Regions from separate parts of the Homo sapiens genome. Here region 1 is linked to region 2. A link is an interaction called in ENCODE POLR2A ChIA-PET data of the cell type or tissue named here. Cell type or tissue: PC-3. All regions are shown on one strand. Links, peaks and the distances in the headings refer to the core of each region. The heading gives the core; the rest is flanking DNA. Region 1 overlaps AKAP6 (A-kinase anchoring protein 6). Region 2 overlaps AKAP6 (A-kinase anchoring protein 6).

The links. ChIA-PET counts read pairs that join two places held together with the same protein. Peaks named below come from ENCODE experiments on the same cell type or tissue, not always from the same donor. Only the 100,000 strongest peaks of a DNase experiment are listed, where the experiment ranks them.
Region 1: POLR2A ChIA-PET joins it to region 2 with 5 read pairs; 2 of 35 experiments call an interaction of 5 or more read pairs at or near these places.

The regions. Positions count from the first base shown.
Region 1 is chr14:32,717,916-32,729,338 of GRCh38, reverse strand. All of the region lies in intron 9 of AKAP6 (A-kinase anchoring protein 6), which reads right to left. Among named protein-coding and RNA genes, the nearest start is that of NPAS3, 220 kb to the left of the region's middle. In PC-3, for the core only: no CTCF peak of the experiment used is centred there; no DNase peak of the experiment used is centred there.
Region 2 is chr14:32,617,296-32,628,718 of GRCh38, reverse strand. All of the region lies in intron 7 of AKAP6 (A-kinase anchoring protein 6), which reads right to left. Among named protein-coding and RNA genes, the nearest start is that of AKAP6, 290 kb to the right of the region's middle. In PC-3, for the core only: no CTCF peak of the experiment used is centred there; DNase peaks (open chromatin) are centred at 4,818 and 5,258; H3K4me3 peaks cover 361 bases; H3K27ac peaks cover 1,178 bases.

The DNA of each region.
Region 1 (11,423 bases), core at 2,511-6,510, 100 kb before region 2:
TAACTTTTTTGACAGTTACGCTAAAGGCTTCCCCGCCACACCGAAGTCCCCCTCCTTTTTTTTTGTTAGAAATCACACCGAAAATTCTGCCCAAATGGAGACTGGAACAATGCCTTGAAACAGTGTTAATTGTCACCATGGAAACCAGAAGAATAAGCCATTTTGAAACTGGTATAGAAGGCACACATTGAGCAACTCAAGCATTTTTCTGCCTCCCTCAATGTTAAGGAACAAGATGCCTTGTCACTGTGAGGTCAGAGAAAGAAAACATCATGAAAGGGTTGTAGATGCTCACTGTCTGGTAAATAAAAAAAATAAAAAATAAACTATATACAGCTAATGCTATAAGACTCTACCGAGTGAATCTTTTTGAAATAGAGGGATCATCAAAAGATGGCCAGGATTGGGGGATGGCTTCCACCTAAGCAAAACTTGAGGGCTATATTATGTGAACCTTGCCCCCAAAGCTCCCTGGGAATTCTGCTGTTGTAATAAAACTTCAGAAGAGGAAAGAAAAAAGGCAGCATGATGGAATTCAAAATAATGCTCTAAAAGCACACAGAGAGATTAAGACATCCATTGTAAGACTTTTGTATGGTGCTTCTGTTGGTTATGCTGAAAAGAGACCAGACATTGCTGAACAGAGAGTGAAGCTTTGGCTGCGAGAAACACACAAATTAAACTAAAGACATTTCTTGATTATTAGAATAGGGCTGTTGTATTCTGTGTCATCAGGGTTTGAGCATTTACATCTTACACCATATTACTTTTAACTGAGCTTCAGTTGACTTTATATTAGGAAAAGTTAAAACAAGGAAAATGATCTAGTTATTAGAATGACAGGATTGAATGTCTTTCCTGGTACAAATATAATGCCACAAACACCTGTTTATCCAGCAAGATCCCCTTTCCCATATATGCATGATTGACTGATAGATACGATTGATAGATAGATAGATAGATAGATAGATAGATAGATAGATAGATAGAATACACTGAGAAAATAAAATATATCTTACTTAGTCTATCAGTAAGAAAGCAAATGCTAGGAACATACCAAAACACCAAACTACTGGCAAAATAATGTGTGAAAATATGCATTTTTGCAAAAAAAAAAAAAAAAAAAAAAAAAAAAAAATCCAGGGATGTGTCTATTTACAACTCTCACGTGTTTTCTGGCTAGTGTTTGCCCTCCTCATTCGAGGCTTCATGGTGGCCCCTCAGCAAGTCCATGCCTAATGCCATTCAGTGGTGAACAAAGAGTCTTTTTATATAAAAGTCCAGGGTCCAAGCTCAGCTGTCCATGCGGAGTGCAGGAATCTGCCAGAGGCCAGTGTTGCCTGTGCAGCAGCTCTTGTGCTGCCCCGCTTTTCAGAAGACTTGTGTGTAGCATCTCATAACGCATATGATGCTGCACATGGAGTCAGTACCACCAACACTTCAAGAAGATGTTCAAAACTGAAGAAAAGGGTTCAAGCCCAAGACAAATAATAGTTGTTATTTCTTGCAAACTCCTTGTATTTTACCAGTAGAATTTATGGTGAGTAATTGCATAGAGAAATTATAAAGACTCCTACAATTGTCCTTGTAAATTAATAATAGGTTTTCCTGATTGGGATAAATTTGCTGCTGAGCCTTTGGAAAAATTAAAAAGTGCAATGTCATTTAAAATTGCCAGAACTCGCACAGCAAATGACACCTGAGGTTAAGAATTGAGTTTTCCCCCTCTTCTAGCTTATTCCATTTGCATGATCTGGAAATCACATTACACTGGCCATGTACTGTTAATTGGACATAGATTGCATTATCTTTAATATAAATCAAACTACAAATATTAAAATGAATTGCAAATTCCCTAATAGAAGATCATAAAACAATCTTTTTTAAAGTATCTGCCATTAATAATTTAATTCCAATCATACCACTCAGAAAACTTAAGTAGGAGACCTGGCAACTTATTTCTCCAGTCATTTCTTTTAAATAACAAATATCTAAGCCTTTAAAAATAAATATAGCTAGACTAGAAGTCACTGTTACAGAACAAAAATAAAAACACAAATAACTGAAAACTTTCATGTCAATTTCATAAAAAATACTGCATAAGGACGCCAAGTCTACCTGTCTCCTTTCTTTCCTTCCCATGTCAAGGGTGAGAAAAAAGTCTCCTATAGGTAAAATTTAGTAAGTTTAAGAACTATCTTGATCATACCCTGTAAAATTATAATATTGATTATTATTTTTCTATTTACTTTTTAAAACGGTTCTCTATCCCCTTAGATATTTCCATAAATTTGATATCCTTCTGAAGCCTTTGTATGGCCTTTAATGAGTTTATATTAAATATTTAATACTGTTTAGGGCATATCCACTACTACCAAAAACAGTCATATTCCCAGCAGTCCCACTGTTTCAGGCAGAGGACTTGATTGATCCTCCTAGCCTGAATTGAGTAGAATGAAAAGAAGCAGTTGGAAAATAGCTGCAATCATTTAATGCAGATGACCTCTGACAGCCCCGCAGCTCTTCTATCTGAACAGAAATTTGCATGGGGTCTCTGTGCAGAGGAACAATGTAACCTAAATGGTAGACAATCTTTATTCTAATGAAGTGGGTGTCAAGGTCAATGTAAAACTGCAATGATAAATGGTGCACCACTAGGCAAGAGAAGTTGCATAGGCATTGTAGTGCTTTCACATTAATTGAAGACTGAAATGCACTGCGTGAAAAGCACAAGCCTCTCTTTTCACCATAACGTGTTAATGCGCCAATACCAAAATGATCTCTTCAAGATGTTTGCCTGTTGACATGTATCTTATTGCAAAAATAACACAAGTATAAAATTACGGCAAAAAATGGACATTTTTAGAATTTAGTGTTTTCCTGGAATCAAATTACAAAAATTAAACAAAACGCTCCCAAATGATGTCCTGACACCTAATGTAATTCCTTTGATCCCTTTTTCTTTTCTTTTTCTATTTAGACCTGTCTTTAATTAGTTTCAACCAAGCAACCTTTTACAGAACCCTTCATTTGGGTACTTTCATGTTGAGCAAACTGTAAAAGAAGACTGAGGAGAGAAGAATCACTCAAATATTATTTTTTCCCCTCACTTCTAAGTTTTCTCCTTAGTCTGCAGTAAAGATCTTCAGGTGTTGTTTGTCCTGAATGAAAATGTAATGAAAAGTCTATGGTGTGTAAAAGAAAATAACTATTTTCTAGTGTGGGAACTAGAAAACCTTAATCTGGTCGTTGGAAATTGCCAAAATGACTGCACAGAAATAATTACACCATGACTTCAGTTGGTCTAGCAATTTTGTGGCAGTCAATATTTTTCATCCCATAAAAATAAGGATAGTAAGCTGCTTTTTAAAAATCCTGATCTACTTAAGCCTGTAAAGGGGACATTGTTTGCTAATACACTCATTAGCAACCAAGGACTTTAACTTCATCAATTAAACAGGAAATGGAGTTGCATCATTTAGTTTCATAATTTGCTAAAATACGGATAAGAGCATATTATTAACCATTCAGGAAACATTTCCAGGCTCAACTCATAATACCTTATAAACTGCATTTTTATGGTTGATATTTTTTTCAGATTCTGGTAGACTCTATGATATAGCTACATTTCCAACACTACACTTCCTGTTACGAATAGATTTTAATAAAGCAATTACAGTTAGAATAGTCAGGAATGGTCTGTAGGTCTGCAGTCTTGGTGACAGAAGGCTATTAATATCCTTTACTATAAAATAAATGATATTGCTAGTCTGCAACTCTGATGTAAAAACAAATTGTCTCAAACGGAAATCAACATTCCTGAAATGGTAATTCAGAGAAAAAAAAATCTCAACATGAAGGAGGATAGTGAAAAAGAAAAAAAAGTTACTGATGAAACTGTTTAAAAAACTGTACAGCTTCATCTGTGTGTGATTTGTCAGGTCTGAAGCTTTGACGTGCCCAAGGGGCAGACCCCAGCGGGGAGTAGGCTGCCGAGCTAAATAGCTGTGAAAGAAGTCTTAATGTAGGATGGAATTCAAACTAACCTTGACATGACCTCGGGAAAAATATGCAAAAAGTAAAATGAATGCTCTCTGCAAGATACATCCTAATTTTGTGGTAGAGCTGGTTAGTTTTACAAACATAACTGAGACCTTAAAAGAAAAATAGAAAGCTAGTAAAAGGGGAAAAGTTTAGAATTCAGGCAAAAAACGTAAGCAGGCATGTGTTACTGTGAAGGCATGTGAACCATTTGGAGAGAATCCAAATAAAAACCCACACTGAACAATATTGTTGTCAGCCTGTCTATTCAGGAAAATTGTTTTTTTTTTTTTTTTTTTTTTTTTTTAGGTTGAATATAAATGACACAAAGCCAAGATGCCAAGATTACATCATTGCATTACAAAGTCTGTTGTGGCTTTTAGCTGAACAAGCCCCACGGATCTATTGGTTTAGGACAGTAATTCAGCAAGGAGGTTTTAATGTGCTATTTTTTCCTCCAGTGTCAATAAAAAATAGAGAAATTTAAGGAAGAAATATCCCGTGTGCTCTCTAGTCTATTTCTTGCTTTTGATCTGTATTTGATAAGCTGAACTCCAGTTTTTGTTGATGCATTCAGTCCTGATTTGACTCTATTATAAATTTTGCCTGTTTTGAAGTGATCGGCTTAGTAGGAAGGCATTTGCTCTAACTCCTTAGCCAAGAACTGGCTAACTCACTGGATATATGGAAATTTTAATTGAGTGTCAACTTGTATAGAAATTCAATCCTATTATCTTCTCAATGCAATTTTGTAGCAATACCAGTTATTTACTACACTACTAACCAGATTTTAAACATAATTAAATTGCTAAGAACATACACCCAAAATCTAATGACTTAAATCCCTTCACCAAGGATGTGAATTCCTGGATCAGGCGTATGCACTTCCAGTAGATTTTCATAAGCATAAAGTGAGCAGATGGATGCAATCATTTAGAAGCACGGAGAGTTTTACTGAATACCTGTTGAACAACCATATGTAAAGATCATTGTTTAATGGATGTTATGCCATAGGTCTCTTCTTTGGTCCATTCTTATTAAATATTTTATTAATGACATAGATAAAGAAAATATGAATATGGCATATTGATCAGATTGGCAGATTATACTAACGTCAATGATCAATAAAGTATAATATGCATTTTAGTTCAGAGATCATAAACTCAAATACCTAAATGTAGCAGTATGCTAGTAAACTGGTTCTCTAAGGAAAAAAAAAGAAGAAGAAGAAGAAAAAAAGACCTGATTTGTAATGTTCGTTGATTTCCCTGGTGTAAATACTCCCACTGTGGCTGATTCCAATCTACCAATGGTGGTTGCTGCTGGTAAAATTCCTGAATATTTAACAATATGCTCTCATAAGTCAGTATTAGCCAGCTCCAACACCTCACTACCAGGCAGATGATATCAAGGAATTGAGTAGGGCAAGGATAAATCCTCTTCTCTCTTTCATATTCTAACTATTGCTACTGTCATAAAAAAGAGAACTATTTTTTTAAATAAAGACAATGCATAAATGTGACTATTACTAATATCTAATATCAGTAAGAGATAAGCAGGCATAGTGTGAACTGTGGAGGATGGGAGAGCATATGCCTCATCTAAAAGGGGCAACCCTTAACTCAGTTCTGCCAGCTATTACCCTGTGGAAATACGGCTTCAACATGGGTTCAGTATGGCAAGACATATACATTTTAAAGCCTATACACACACACACACACACACACACACACACACATAAACACATACGCACACATATATATATTATGTGAAGTCTCAAAATTGTTCTATGTTGCATTAAAACTTTTTAACACTACACAGATCAAACTATGTCTCTGGATATGAATCTGCAGGCAACTACTTTATAATATCTATTTCAGATGATAATAGACTCTAAAAGGAACAAAACATGCTGCCATAATGAGTTAAATCTAAGAAGGAGAAATGACAAATGTAAAGTCAGGCAGAGTTAATAACCACCCCATTTCACCCCACTACCCCCACTCCAAAATGATAAAAAGTTTTAAACTGCATAAAGAATGGAGGTAACAAGGCTTCACTTGCCTTTAGGTTCAATGTGAGTCAACAGACAATAGAAGGTAGATGTAAATTTTTAAAAAAGTGAGACAGGAGAGTTCCCTTGACCCCTTCACAAGACTTGTGATAGAGGTGTGGCTCGTTTACTCGGCCACTTGCAGTTAAACCCCTTGCAGGAGGGGGAGCCCGCAGGTGAGCGGGTGCAGGAGCCAGGGCAAGTGACTTTGGGTGTCAGCAGGAAAAAACACTGCACTGGCCCGCGGCAGCATCTAGGGGTTGCCCATAACCTCTGGAGCCTCAGAGGGCACATGTTACAAACAATGTTCTTTTAGCATTTGCCATCCATGGATGGTGTTAAACAGCTTAGCGAAGAGTCAGCTTGATAGCCTTTTTGGGTTCCTGCACCCGGTGCATCCTGAATTCTTGTCCAGCATCCAGGAAGAATTAGGTCACACAAATGGATGGAAAGGTGATGTATGTGGAAGATTTTACTGAGTGATGGAAGTGGCTCTCACTGGGATGGGGAGCTGGGAAGGCGATGGAGTGAGAAGATAATCTTTCCCTAGAGTTTGGCCATCCCTGGCTGAACTCCTCTCTGTCCCCAGCCAGCCGAACTCCTCTTAACATTCAGACACTTCTCTTCTCTCCTTCTGTGCTGCACTGCTCTGCTCTGCCAGTGGAGCTTGGGGTTTTTACGGGTACAGGGTAGGGGGCGTGGTGGGCCAGGGTGGTTTTGGAAAAGGCAACATTCGGGCAGGAAAACAGGAATGCATGTTCTCATTTAGGGCTGCGGTTCCAGGCTTGAAGGTGGAGCCCTTGCCAGGGACCCTGCCCTCTTCTACCCAATATTTCCCTGCTTCCTGTCCATATTGAAAGGAAACATGATTTTGGATTGAATTAAGAAAAACACAGGGTTAAAAAAAGAAAGGTAATGGATATATTAGTTTGACTGTGATTTGCTAGGCCCCAACCTTGTACTGCTTGCATTCCATTTTCCAAAAGGGACCTAGACAATGTATTAAATGTTCCAAAAAAAAGCACTTCAGTAAGGGAGAAGATTCAATACTTCCCCAAGGGTCAAGCTGTTGAATGAGCTAAAGGTATTCAGCTAAGAGGGCAAATAAAAGTTAGAGGTGAAAGAAGAGAGGAAGGACATGTTAGAAGATTTTGAATATTTAGAGGACTTTTGCATAAAAAATATTAATTTGTTCCATCTGACCTCAGAGGTCAGACTGGGGGTCAAATGCTGAAGCTTGAGTAGGAACACAGCATGAGAGATAGTGGGTTCCCATTCATCAGAGGTGTTCAGGCAGAGATGAGAAGTCTACCTGGCTGGGATATATTATGGGCAAATGAAGCATTGAATGAGGATTGGCCTGGGAGATAGAGCCTAAATTTCCTCTCTGTTTTAGAAAGTTGAGCTTCTTTGGATCCACATTCATAAGATCAGCCATAACAATTACATTATCCCAGGTAAAAGAAATGCCAAGACTGAAAATCACCAAGTTAAGAAGAAGCTGTCACTCGCTAGAACAAGATTCAGAAACAAGATTCTCATGCAGAAAAACCTGAGAGAACAACAATGGAGCAAAGACACAACCACATAAAATGTAAGCTGTATAATCTAAGCTAAGATGGGCTACAGAGAACCAAAAGAAAGGGCAGGGTTAACTGAAAATTCTAAAACTGTCTTCAATCCATCCTACTTTAGAGAGGCGTTTCATTGAATTTGAGGTACAGAATGAAACTTTCAAGTCTTTTTATCTGATAAATACAGGAGACTTCTACTATAGAATTTATGTGGTTAGGTTCATATTTCAACAACGTCCTTCCTGTAAATTTTTTTAAAAGACATAAACTTCAAGATAAATATCACCCTCAAAAATTTCCTTCATCAATACAGACTTTCTTCGGTAGATATCGAAGATGTGCATTTTAATCCTTGCTACCAGCAGCATGGGCATAATTGCAATTTCTCCTCCATGCTATGAAACTTCAGAGTTGTGCTATATTACATTGAAAATCTACACATCTCAAAGGGTTTTCTGTGCATTCCAATGCACTTTAGTGACGATGTGGATCATTGCCATAATACATCATGACTACTCTAATTATGGTTTCATTATGATGCACCATATCAGGGCTGTTGTAATGTCATGTCTGCACATAGTAAAAATAGTTATGCAATTATGTAATATCTGTCAGAGTATGCAATGTAGGAAGGAAAAAAGACTTGAGGCGCAGCAATTAATGTAATGAAACTCAGTTTTCTCCTTTAAAAAAGGTTTCCAATGTAAAAGTTTCATTTATTTTGTTTTCCATTTCCCAACCTAAACAAACACCTCTAAACACAGCTATTTCTGTTGAATTTGGCACTACTACATAATTTTTTAAAGTTTTTTTTGAGACAGGTTCTTGCTGTGTTGCCCAGGCTGGAGTGCAGTTGGCTATTCACAGGCATGATGAACACACACTATAGCCTTGAGTTCCTGGGCTCAAGTAATCCACTTGCCTCAAGCCTCCTACGTAGCTGGGACTACAGGTGCATGCCACTGCACTCAGCACAACTACTTAATTTAGAATTTTCTAATAACACAAAATAAGATGAAAAGGAAAAGAAAAATCTTTGATTCTAGCTGTTCTCCAAACATAACAAAAGAAAACACTTACCTAATATGTGCTATAAGAAATCCAATAACAAGTTAAGTGTAGTAAATTAAAGTCCACTGAAGAATTACCATTATGCAAACTTCAAACACAACAGTCACATTCTTCTATCTTCCATGACCTCTTGTGTGGACAGACTACTATTTGCCTAAAACTTGATTGACCATCTATCTCCTAAGTTAACTATGATAATGAAATGAGATAAAGCAATGATATGCATATTTACATCTCTAAGCTACTAAAACCATAAATATTCACTTGCCTTTAGTCTAGGTGCTAAAATATACCCAAATATCTATAAAAACATAAATGTTATTTGCCTTGTAAATTTGAAGAATAAACTTTAAAAGATGGTGGCTATGTCTTCTTTAGTTGACCACAGAGTATCTTGAATATTTGAGACCCTCAGAAAGCCTTGAGTCAGTGAATAGTTTCTCAAACTAAGTGATGTATGAATTGCTGTTTGTTGTTTTAATATACAATCAAAGGAGAATTTATGTATCATAGGTTACCACATATCTTTATAGCTGAATTATAGGCCTGTTCAGTGCAAGTATTTATAATGAAAATGCTGAAGAAGCCTGAACTATGGATGTGTATGGTTGTGCAGCAGCAGCAGCCATTTCAAATATAGATTTATTTTTAGCATTAGGAGGCACCAAGTTTGTTTAAATCTGGACTTTTTTTTTTCTACAATTGCAAGTAATGTTAATAGCACACTGTAAATGTGAAGGCTAAGTGTGCAATGTCAAAATAGACTGGATCTCTCTGAAAATTGGAAATTCAGGCTTTTCAAACATAATCCAGATGTTTGGCTTTTATTCAGATTTCAAGAAAGAGGGAACTAATATGATATAAAATTCATACATGCATATTTCATTAGTGCCTTTTGTATCACTGAATTAAACATTCTGAAACGTGCTTTTCCCAAATCACATAGAGTTTTAAACCAAAGCAGTTGCCAAGATGCTCCACACCTCAAAAATAATGCCAAATTAATTTCATAAGGAAGAAACTATATATTTCTTATGTTAACTCTGTTGATATTTCCTCAAAGAGATATCTTGCTTTCTCTCTGAGGATAAGAAGAAAAATGAGAAGTAGAACACTGTAACCATTGTAGTTTATCAAAAAGGTGTTGCTGCAGAACATGGTGACTTTTGAAATCTATGAGAATCAGTTGCCTAAATAAAGGCTGAATGTATTATCGCCCTTACTGTCATCATCAAAAAACTATCTTTTCAAGTTTCATGCAAATGGGCATTCCCCAAGGACTAAGGACTCCAGCACTGAGAGGCTGCACCCAGAATTTACCATGCGATGGTAGGTGTTAAGACAGAGCTGATCAAAGCATTTCCAGGGTTGCCTGTTCCCAAAACACAATGCAAGTGCCATTATACCTTTATGTATTCACATTGTGACTTTTTTTTTGGCAGAGTATTTTTAATTTTCAAAGGGTTTTCACATCTATAATCTTAACAGATCCATAATGCTATGGAGTTTTTCTTGGTGACTGCTCAAATCCCTGTATAGTGAAAATATCTGATTTCTTATGCTACTTTTTAAGAATATCTCTGGTGCCTTCACTTCAGATGAGGATAAGTATGGTTTCAGAATTAGATTATAAGCTTCTACAAGGGACTGTAGGAGGTCAGAGACCACATGTCATTCACTCTTTACCCACTGTAATTCTTAGCATTATGGTTTAAATGTAGGAGGTTGTTGGAAAATATTTATTCATTTGAATTTCTCCCAAAAGAAAGTCCAGGCAGATATAGAGAGCTGTTGAAATATATGCCAGATACAGTGTTAGTACACAGAAATGAGTACAGTGTGATTGCTTTATCTTTGAGCTTCATTTTCTGTGAAAAACTTATTTGGTGAAACATCCAATACAGGAATATTATTCTCAATTTTCAGACAGAAACCATGAACAAAGTTAATTGTTTATCATGGCCATGAACGGTTAACACAAGAAAAGCTTCTGTGAAAACCTATCAAAGAAAAGAGGAAGGTGGCAGTAGTTCTTTGAATATTTTAAGGGCACCTTTTATGAGGCAGTGTTTTCTCATAGCAAGAACATTTGATCAGAATGCGAAAGGCTAAGTCTAATTTTTAGTTCCGATACCAGTATGCTACAGGCTTAAAAACCATTCTGTTCTACCCATCCCCTGACCCCTTGGGCCTTTTTGTTTCTTTTGGGTACCTACCCATATTTGTCAGAAAAATATTTTGACAAAATAAATTTTAGAGATTTTAGGCTTTAAGGCTTAAACGCTGCTGCTGCAGCCTCAGAAAGCTTGACTGTCATTTCAATGGATTGTTCTTTTTTTTGCTGTTCTCCTATGGCAAGCCCATGGGGAAAGTTAGTAATATTACTTCTGTCTTACAGATAAAAAATTGATACATAGAAGCTAAGTGACTTGCCCAAGGTCAGTAAGATTGTACTAAAATCCACAAATAGAATTTCAGGAGGAATTTCAGCTTAGCTTGGTAAGCCATACTACTGCTCTTGAAAATACATCTTTAGATCTCAGTCCAGAAGTCTGAAGAAATTGGTGGGCCCTAAGAGTATAATGTAAATAAAGTCAAGAATGCCATACAAAGTGACAATGGAGTGGCCAACACATACTTAAGAACCCTACTCTTGAACCTCTTTAGCCAGATTCATTTGGCGT
Region 2 (11,423 bases), core at 3,195-7,194:
CAGAGAAAGGAAAAAAGGAAGGAAGAGAAAAAGGGAGGAAAGGAGATATATATTATGTTTAAAGGCCTGGCAAATGCGTGCAAATCTAGCCATATAAACAGGCCTTTTCACCTTAAAAAAAATAAAAATAAAGGCAAAAACAAAAGACAGAACTTCCTTCCTTTCTTTTTTTCCCTAAACCTTTCAGTGGTCCAGGTTAAAATTATTTCCTAGAAATCTTTCACCCAGCCCTAATTCTAATAGAAGACTTCAGAGCAGCTTGTGTCTAATAACAGCTCTGTGGAGGCCCTTGAAATTCTAATAAAGACCCATCAACCTATCAAAAGAACATGTAATTTTATGTTCATTACTTCTTGGTGCCCGACTGTAGAATTTGGATGGTTGCACCTCAATTAAAAGTTGAATTGAAGTTAATATCATTTAAATAAAAACTTCAATAAAAAGTTAAACTTCTATTCTTAATAGCTTTAATACCCTCTAATGACTGCTACGGTCATTACCACCAGATAACTGACCTCCTTGACCCTTTCCTCACTGAGAAACCTGGCAACACAGTCAATTATTTAGCAGTAATGAGCACTCTGTGGAAGATTATTGTGTAATCAAGTACTTTGACTTACCACTTCTGTTATCTCCATTCTTCAACAACTGTTGCATTTTTCCATTACAGGTTCTTCTGTTTCTAAAAGAGAAAGCTGCTCAGGCTCCACATCCACCCCGCGTCCTTTGCCCTGCCATATAATCCTTCGCCATATAATTGGCAGAAATTTTAGATGTAATTAAAATGGTGTGAATTAGAGAGGTCTACTATTTGTGGACAGTAACTGCTGCCTGTTAAAGACCTTAATCCCCACCATTTGAGACCACTCTAAAAAAGAAAAAAAAATGAAAGCTTAAAAAGGAAGTTAAATGTGGCTTTCTAGATCTCTTTCTAACTGGGCTTTGCATGTGGTGTTAAACTTAGAAGTGTGGGAGACACAAAGAAAAGTCCAAACAGGTGATTTTAACAAGAGAGACTTCCAGGAATCCTTTAAGAACTTAATTTCCTGTTTTCCTTTCCTGGAAACTGCCATGAACTGAGGGTTGTGCTAGAAAAAAGAGAAGAGACACTAACCCATTGTTTTGCTAAACAATGTCTTGGAAGGCTCCTGAGAAGACTGAGAAATTCTCATTCCATAATATATATTTTTTAGGGGTACTGTTTAAGGAAAAAGAACAAACTCCTCATGATGCTGTGAAATTTTATATCTTAATGAAGAGTGGGCTGAGTTGGTAGCAAATAATTCTAATTTGTGGCAACTCAAACCCACAATCTTGGAAAAACAAAATAATACCATATATTGATTAATTTCCACTAATTTTCTTACAAGTCAAACTGGGCTACAAATTGAAGTGAAGCAATCCTGATATATGAGATACCCCAATTCAAAGTTCATTTATTTCGTTTTTCTGATTTTCACGCTGATTATTTACTTTAGTAAGAGATTATTCAAAGAATAAAGGCAAAATAATCTTTGATTCCTCTAAGGACAGATACAAGATGAATGAACTGAGCATTTGATGGTACATTCAGATGTAAGCAAAATAACTTATTAACAAAGATTTTTCCACTAGCATAATGTGTTGCTCTGAGGAAATATATAATCTCTTCTTCTATAAGTGTGTCAGGTATGTTTATATCTATAACCATGTTCATAAAGCCACAAATGTAGGGAAATTAAGTTGACAGTCTAACAATTCAGTGATTCCCAATTTCAAGATTAACAAAGTAGAAAGAAATATTGTTCATCCATTTGCCAATAAAGCAGCACCTATTACATGTTGTGTGAGGCACTGGTAAGAAAATGAAGATGAAAGGTATAGTTCCTGCCTTCAAGGAGCTTATAATCTAGTGAACATCATAGGATGACATATGTGAGAAACCACACCGAAGCAATGTGCTGAGGGGATGCATCAAATGCGATTAATTTTGACTGAGGGAGAATTAGGAAGAGCTTAATGGGTGAAGCAGTATTTGAACTGAATTTTGAAGAAATAGAGGTTGGATGAACAGAAAGTAGAGAAGAGCACCCACCCTGAGGAAACATCACACGTGCTGACTTGGACCTGCGGCTGAGTAGTGTTGGAGAAGCTGTGAGCAGGTCCAGTGGACTGAGGTATAGGAAATGCAATAGAACTAAGGGCCAATGAGCCTGGAGAAGCGATTTCGTGCTGGATCAAGGAAAATTGTCAACATCTTTTTAAGGATTTTGAGTTTATTCATTGGCAAGGCTTCTGAGCTGGAGTTTGAGTGATCCAACATGTATTTTAGGAAGATGACAATGAAGGTAGAGTGATTAGTATATTTTAAAAAAAGGAAAATTGAAGCTGAGAGCCAATTAAAAGCCAGTGACATAACTCGGCCCTAGCACTGTACATATGAAAGACCACTGGGGTTGGGGTAGACAATGCCAACATTAAGATTATAGTAAACAAGTCAGAATACACTTAGAAGCTCTTCTGTAAAATAAAAATTATTTGCGATGCAATGATTCTATATGTGAGAAACTAGGTTTCTAAGTAAGTCTGCAGTCCTATCTGACTTGACGATGAGGCCTGGACCAAGTATAACCAACCAGTGGGTATGAAAATGAGAGAAGACATAAGGGAAAACATCTCTGTGGCTCCACCAAATGTTAGTGCTTCCACGTATTTGTAAATAAAACCACCTTTGAACCATGCTGGTAAGAACCCAAGTTAGACACATATTTTGCCACTATAATGGGCTTCTTATTTAGTCCCTTTTGGCCTCTGTATATGTTAAACTAAAGCCAGGCTGAAATACAGTCACCTAAATAGCACCTGGAATGACCTCTGAAAGGCTGGTGAAATATTGTCCCTTTGGTTTAAAGGGTGCTTAACTCATATCTTTCCAACAAACGCCAGGAGCAGAAAGAGAAATGTTCCACACACAGCTGGTGCACAGGTATGACCACAGGTGAGGTTTCCACAGACCAAAAAGAAAAACTGTCAGGCAAATATTTTTACTACACTGAAAGAAAATGGAGTAAGAAGGGTTTTTTTTTTTTATTTGTATAAAATATATTGTTCTTCCAGGCTGCAGTGAAATAGTTTCTATTTAATTGCACAGAAATCCTAAGAAGGTTACAGCAGTGAAACATTAAAATTCTAAGGGCAACTAATAACATTAAAACTTTATAGCCCCAGATAGAATAATTTAGACAAAAACAACATGAACATATGTTTTGTGTAATAATAACAAACATTTATAGCTGTCAAGAGAGAAAAACACAGGTTTATGCACACCTTAATGGTGTGCAGGGGTGAGCATGAGTATATTTAAAACATAATATATTACAAAAATGACAGCAGGCATGGCTCTTCTGGGTACTATGTTAAATCAATGAATAAATTACCAAAAGTGAGCTGTGGCTGTTTGGATGTGTAATTGAGCTTAACGTATGTAGTGTTATTTCAAAAGAAACTGTTCAAGGAGTTTCCAGCCCAATCCACTCTGAATCTATCCTAGGCAGTTTACAAATAGCAATAAATGAAACCTTTTCACAGTGGGAAGGAAGTTTACTTATACACATTACTTAAATTGAGGAAAAGTTAATTTTAATATGCTTTGCAGGAATTGAAAACAAACTTATAATAATTTGCTTATGTTCACCAAACTGGAAATTGAAATGTTAATATTTGAATTTAAATTTATTTTAATTATTCACTGTATGACTCACAAAATCACTAGGAATTATCTGTTCAACTTAAAACAAATACACACACAAACCCTTCATAAATATATGTTTATTATTCTACTTGTTTTAATTACACGATTTGAATGTCACACTTTTTCAAAAAAATTATTAGGACTACAGAATATAAAATAAATTTTAAGCTTGTTTGTGCCAACAAGTTAATAGCAATTGGTAATAACTGAGCTGCAGACAAAGCCATTAATGTGATTTTTGAGAATAAAAATAACTTCTCATAATTTTCTTCCTAATTATAGGGTTGTTTGTCTTACTTAGCACTCTACCAAAGTATTGTGAAACAGGGAAAGAAGTATGTTTTCTTATATTTCTCTGCCTATATTTTTCTGGCCTTAATTGTCTCATACTCCTCTGTAATATATAAAATGCTCTGACTCTTTTACATAGGAAATCTGAAATAAGATTCCAGAAGAATTAAATCTTGAATCTTTTGAATTATACATCTTGCCAGGTAGCCAAAAGGGCCACTCAACAACTATATTTTCTCTTTAGGAGACTGCAACTTTAAGCAATTTAAAATGTTATTATGGGCTTAGGTAACAACCATCAACCATGCTGACTCCTTATTTTTCATTTCTTTTCTGTTAATGGGTCATTATATCATGGCAAATGCAGGATGCAGAAATGTCATATGTTTTAAGAAAAGAAGACTATTTTTCTTGAACAGCACATTTTCCTCTGTCCTATTAGTCCTGTGCTTTGTTGTCATTTACGACCACCTAATACAACAAGTATCTTCTAATACTCTCAGCAATTGTGTAGGTCCTTGACTCAAAAATCCAAAGACTTGCTTTTCATTATGCACTATGTGAATATCTTCTAATACTAAAAATAAGTTTTTACTTACCAAGATCTCTTTTTTTATTCCAAATCATAATAGTTAGATAGGAGGCCATCCCGCTGCATTTTCAGCACCACTTTTACTCATGTTATCACTGTTAATTCACTTTGCCACTCTACTCTCTTCTCCCAAAACTTTGCACAAACCAACCCATTTGCTGACTCTGCCAAACACTTATTCCCCCAGGGTTTCCATGCTTCCATGAGCAGATGATGACTAACACAGTCGGGGCAGTCAGATGCAGACAGACAGTGGAGCCCACTTACTGCTCAGTGCTTGTTAGGAGACAAAGATATGAAAATTATTAGGACAAGGAATACGGCTTTATGAACTGGAAGTTTAAAGACCTGGCCATATATGCTGAAACAGGTAAAGCTACCTAGAAAAATTTCCTTCTCTCACTCTCTTCTGAGTCTTCTCTAACTGCAAATTATGCCACGGTTCTCTGTCTCCAGGCTTGACCCCACAGAGGCATCACTGGTTTTTAAGCAGCAAGTGTCAAATATTTTGCAGAAGAGAATTTAGTGAGGCTTTTATGGGCAATGCCATAAGGTCCAGAGACTTTCTCTGACTATATTCATTTTAGGTGACTCATTTTCCTTTCCTGATTTAAAGTGAGTCCTACAGAATTAATGGGTAAGAAGTAGGGGGATGTGGGAAGTGAAAAGGGATAAGCAGGTAAGTCATTGTTAAGTCACCAGCCAATTGTCATGTTTCAAATATTAACCTATGGATACTAGAACTAACAAGAGTAAATCATAAGCACACAATCAGGGAAGCAATTTATTCTAGATCTCTAAATACATGTTAATTAGGTCTTAGCATCAAAGGCTCTTGACGAAGTATCATAATAATGATTTCCCACTAACAACAACAACAAATATTGAAAACATATTTCAAGATTTCAGATCCTGTATCTTTTAAGCCTCAAGATCTCATCACCTTAGGGTTTAATGCTGGAGCTTAAAAGTAGGAAGTCACAAACTGAACCTGTGGCATCTATAGGACCAGTATTTTAGCACTGAAGAGAAAGCCCAGGAATCATAGGATAGTGTGTGGAAGGCATGGCCTGTGCGGGGACTGATTTTTCACACACCCTACCACTACCACCACCACTGGTAGCACCCATGGTCCTATCGTGAGGCATCTGGCTCTGATTATTGGTGCCTCAAAGTGGTTCTCTCCAGGTTCTACTTCCTGTTTTTCTTTTCAGATTCATTCTCTCTGCTTCCTGTTGTAAACTCAGTCTTTACTTTAGACTGAACCATTAGTTCTCATGCCCACCTTCACCTTGGGTGCTATGATCCTCCTGTTCTATGTCCCACTCAAAGCTCCTCACTGTAGCCCAGCTCGTGGCCACAGCTCCCCACCTGCCTTTGCATGAGAACAAGAAGTCAGACTCCCACCCTGACAGCAACTATATGAGTTTAGAAATGTTGTATAGAACATTATTTGTCTTCTTAGCAACCAACTCCGATAATTTCATATATTTCATCTAATCAATTCAATAACCCTTTGAGGGAGGGAGAGAGGATTATCATTCATTTGCAGATGATGAAACAGATGCAGAGAAGGGATTCTTTAACTTCCTGGTCCCTAGGGTCAGCACCTTATATTTTTCTTATGGCTTATGGTTATATGGGCTTATTTGAAGCTCTCAATTATCTAGGTCTGTAATTATGTCTATTTGTCTCTATTATTATATCTAGTCTAGTCAAATCCTCCCCAGTGAAAATAACAGATAATATTGGTCTTGAAAAAAACATTAAAGTTTTCTTTCAAAGCATTTCAATCATTATATTATCACTACTATATCATGTGATATATTATTATAGTTTATTTGAAAGCTCATCAAATCAACATTCCCTTTCCTTGTCATCAGAATTATTTAAAAATATTGGTGACATACATTAAAATTATGAAGCAGTAAGTAGCTAAAACGAAATAGTAGGAACTAACTAGATAGTAGTACAGTGGTACATTCCTTCTTTCACCAACTTTTGGAATTTTTATTAAAATTAATGAAATTTTCAGGTACATTCTATTAAGGAATGATAATCTTACAAAAGTTATAGGAAACAGGAAAATAAATTTAAAAGGATATATGCCTTATTGAGACTACCTACATATTTGACTGTCCCCTCTGGGAGCTCAATAACAATTATAATACTTAAATGAAAATTAAGTGTTTAAAAATTAGAGTATTAGTACATCTGTCACACTTATCATTAATTCATAACTGGTATGCCTAGGATATCAGTGAGCTAACAAACTCATAAATAACCCTGCTTAAAATGTCCAAGTATGCAGCAACATAATAATAGTGGGTGACTTCAACTCTACTGATAGCACTAGACAAATCATTAAGGGAGAAAGTCAACAGAAAGACACTAGACTTAAACTGCACCAGAACAAATAGACCTAACAGATATTTACAGAACATTCTACCTAAGAACTGTATAATATACATTATTCTCGTCAGCACATGGAACATTCTCCAAGATAGACCATATGATAGGCCACAAAACAAGCCTCAATTTTTAAAAAATCAAAATACTATCTTCTGTAACTTATCAGACTACAGCAGAAAAAAACTAGAAATCAATCCAAAAAACCCCTTAAAATTATACAAACACATGGAAGTTAAATAATCTTCTCTTGAATGATTTTTGGGTTAACAATAAAACCAAGATGGAAATTTAAATTATTTGAAATGAATGATAACAGTAACACAAATTATAAAAACCTCTGGGATACAGCAAAAGCAATGGTAAGAGGAAAGCTCATAGCACTAAATGCCTACATCAAAAAGTCTAAAAGATCACAAATTGACAGTTTATTGCCACACCTCAAGAAAGTAGAGAAATAAGAACAAACCAAACTCAAACCTAGCAGAAGAAAAGAAATAAAAAAGACCAGATGAGAGCTAAATAAAATTAAAACAAGAAAAAACACAAAACACCAATGAAATGAAAAGTTAGTTCTTTGAAAAGAAAAATAAAATTGACAGACCATTAGCTAGATTAACCAAGAAAAGAAGCCATAAGCTCAAAAGTCAAAAGAAGAATAAGCTCAATTAGAAACGAAAATGGAGACATTATGACCAATACTGCAGAAATACAAATGATCATTCCAGACTACTATGAATAACTCTATGCACACAACTAAAAAATCTAGAGGAAATGGATAAATTCCAGGGAACTTATGACCCTCCTAGCTTGAATCAAGAATAAATAGAAATCCTGAACAGACCAATAACAAGCAGTGAGAATGAATCAATAATTAAAAAAAAAACTGCCAGTGAAAAAAAGCCCTGGGTCAAATGGATTCACAGCCAAATTCTACCAGATATTCAAAGAACTGGTCACAATCCTATGAAACTATTCTAAAAGATTGAGAAAGAAGGAATCCTCTCTAACTCATTCTATGAAGCCAGTATTACCCTAATACCAAAGCCAGAAAAGGACTTAACAAAAAAAGAAAACTACAGACCAATATCTCTGATGTACATAGATGCAAAAATCCTCAACAAAATTCTAGCAAACTGAACCCAACAGCACATCAAAAAGATAACTCATCATGATCAAGTGGGTTTCATCCTGAGGACACAGGATGATTCAACATACACAAGTCGATAAATGTGATTCATCATATAAACAGAATTAAAAACAAAAACCACATGATCATCTCAGTAGATGCAGAAAAAACATTCAATGAAATCCAGCATCCCTTTATGATAAAAACCCTCAACAAACTAGGCATAGAAGGAACATGTCGCAGAATAACAAAAGCCATATATAACAAAGCCATAGCCAATGTCATACCGAATGGGGAAAAGTTGAAAACATTCCCCCTGGGAACTGGAGCAAGACAAAAATGCCCACTTTCACCACTTCTATTCAACATAGTACTAGAAGTCCTACCCAGAGAAATAAGGTAAGAGAAAGAAATAAAGGGCATCCAAATTGGAAAATATGAGTTAAACTATCTCAGTTTGCCAACGTTTTGATCATAAAGAATCCTCCAAAAGACTCTTAGATTTGATAAATGAATTCAGTAAAGTCTCAGGTTACAAAATCAATGCATCCAAATGAGTAGCACCACTATACACCAACAATGGCCAAGCTGAGAATCAAATCAAGAACTCAATCCCTTTTATAATAGCTGCAAATGAAATAAAATAAAACAAAATATCCAGGAATATACTTAACCAAGGAGGTGAAAAATCTCTACAAGGAGAACTACAAAACACTGCTGAAAGAAATCATAGATGACACAAACAAATGAAAATACATTCCATGCTCATACATTGGAAGAATCAATATTGTGAAAATGACCATATTGCTCAAAGCAATCTACAGATTCAATGCAATTCCTATTAAATATCAACATCATTTTTCACAGAATTAGAAGAAAAAATCCTAAAATTCAAAGGGAACCAAAGAAGAGCCCAGATAGCCAAAACAATCCTAAGCAAAAAGAACAAATCTGGAGACATCACATTATGTGACTTCAAATTATACTACAAGGCTATAGTAAACAAAATAGCATGGTACTGGTATAAAAGTATATACATAGACCAATGGAACAGAATAGAGAATCCAGAAATAAAGGCAAATACTTACAACCAACTGATCTTCAACAAAGCATTCAAAAACATAAATTGGAGAAAGAACACACTATTGGTGCTGGGAAAACTGGATAGCCAAAGTAGAAGAATGAAACTGGATCCTTAACTCTCACTATATACAAAACTCAACTGAAGATGGATGAAAGACTTAAATTTAAGACCTGAAGCCATAAAAATTCTAGAAGAAAAACTAAGAAAAACTCTCCTGGATGTTGGCTTAGGCAAAGAATGTATGACTAAGACCCCGAAAGCAAACGCAACCAAAATAAAAATAAATAAATGGAACCTAATTAAACTAAAGAGCTCCTGTAGAGCAAAAGAAATAATCATCAGAGTAAACAGACAACCCACAGAATGGGAGAAAATGCTTGCAAACTATGCATCTGACAAAGGACTAATGTCAGGATTTACGAGAAACACAAATAACCAAGAAAAAAAAAACAAATAATCCCATTAAAAAGTAGGTAAATAATATGAATTGGTATTTCTCAAAAGAAGATGTACAAATGGCCAAGAAACACGAAAAAATGCTTAAAATCACTGATCATCAGGGAAATGCAAATTAAAATCACCTTACCCCAGCCAGAATGGCCATTATTAAAAGGTCAAAAAACAATAAATGTTGGCGTGGATGTGATGAAAAGGGAACACTTATACACTGCTGGTGGGAATGTAATTTAGTACAATCCCTGTGGAAAACAGCATGGAGATTTCTCAGAGAACTAAAAGTAGATCTATCATTCGATCCAGCAATCCCACTACTGGGTATCTACTCAAATGAAACAAAGTCATTATATCAAAAAGACAGCTGCATGAATATGTTTATCACAGCACAATTCACAGTTGCAAAGATATGGAACCAACCTAAGTACCCATCAACCAATGAGTAGATAAAGAAAATGTGACATACATACACCACGGAATACTACTCAGTCATAAAAAAGAACAAAATAATGTCTTTTGTACCAACTTGGATGGACGTGAGGGTTATTATTCCAAGTGAAGTAACTCAGGAATGGAAAACCAAATACCTCTGTCCTCACTTGTAAGTGGGGGCTAAGCTATGGGTATGCAAAGGCATACAGAGTAGCACAATAGACATTGGCGACTCAGAAGCAGGGAGGGTAGGACGAAGGAGAAGGATAAAAGAACTACATATTGGGTACAATGTATACTACTCTGGTGAAGGGTACACTAAAATCTCAGGTTTCACCACTATACAATTCATCCGTGTAAACAAAAACCGCTGGTATCCCTAAAGCTACTGAAAAATTTTTTTAATGGTAGAAAAAAGTAAAAATAAAATTTCCAAGTACAGACATAGTAGATTGCTTTGTTTTTCTTTCTTTTTTAGGCTGTGAAATGCAAAGATATAAAATATTTTGCATTAAAAAGTAGCTTTCCCTGTGTTTTATTTAATTGTTCTAGCTTCTATCATATAATGAAATTTAATTAAATCAATTTAGTCCTAGGTAATCTCAAAGAGTATGAATCAACTCACAAAAAAGGAACAAACGCTTAAAGAACTAAAAAAAAAATGACCTGAAGGGCTGGGTGTGGTGGCTCATGCCTGTAATCCTGGCATTTTGGGAGGCTGAGGCAGGCAGATCACTTGAGGCCAGGAGTTTGAGGCCAGCCTGCCAACATGGCGAAACCCTGTCTCTACTAAAAATACACAAAAATTAGCTGGGCGTGGTGGCACACACCTGTAGTCCCAGCTACTTGGGAGGCCAAGGCACAAGAATCACTCAAACCTGGGAGGCAAAGGTTGCAGTGAGTTGAAACTGTGCCACTGCACTACAGCCTGTGTGACAGAGCAAGACCCTGTCTCAAAACAAAACAAAACAACCTAAAGGACACACGTAATTTAAGGGTTTTGATTTGTGTTATAAATTGTTTGTCACTCAACAAGCATTTTGTTCAAGAATAGTCTTTGAGGGATATATTACGCTGAGCATTGCAGTGTGCAGAACAATGAACAGGAAATGGTTCCCCACCTTAAGAAGAATGCAGCTTGAGGAATATCTTTAATACAAAATTCAAAGACAGAATGTGATAAGTGCTATAAATGAGGTACAAATGCTGTGGGAATTGATAAAATTGAGAGTCATTTTGGTATAGATGGCTACTGGGTGGCAGACAGACCACCGAGATAAACCCTGATAATGGGGAGGATTAA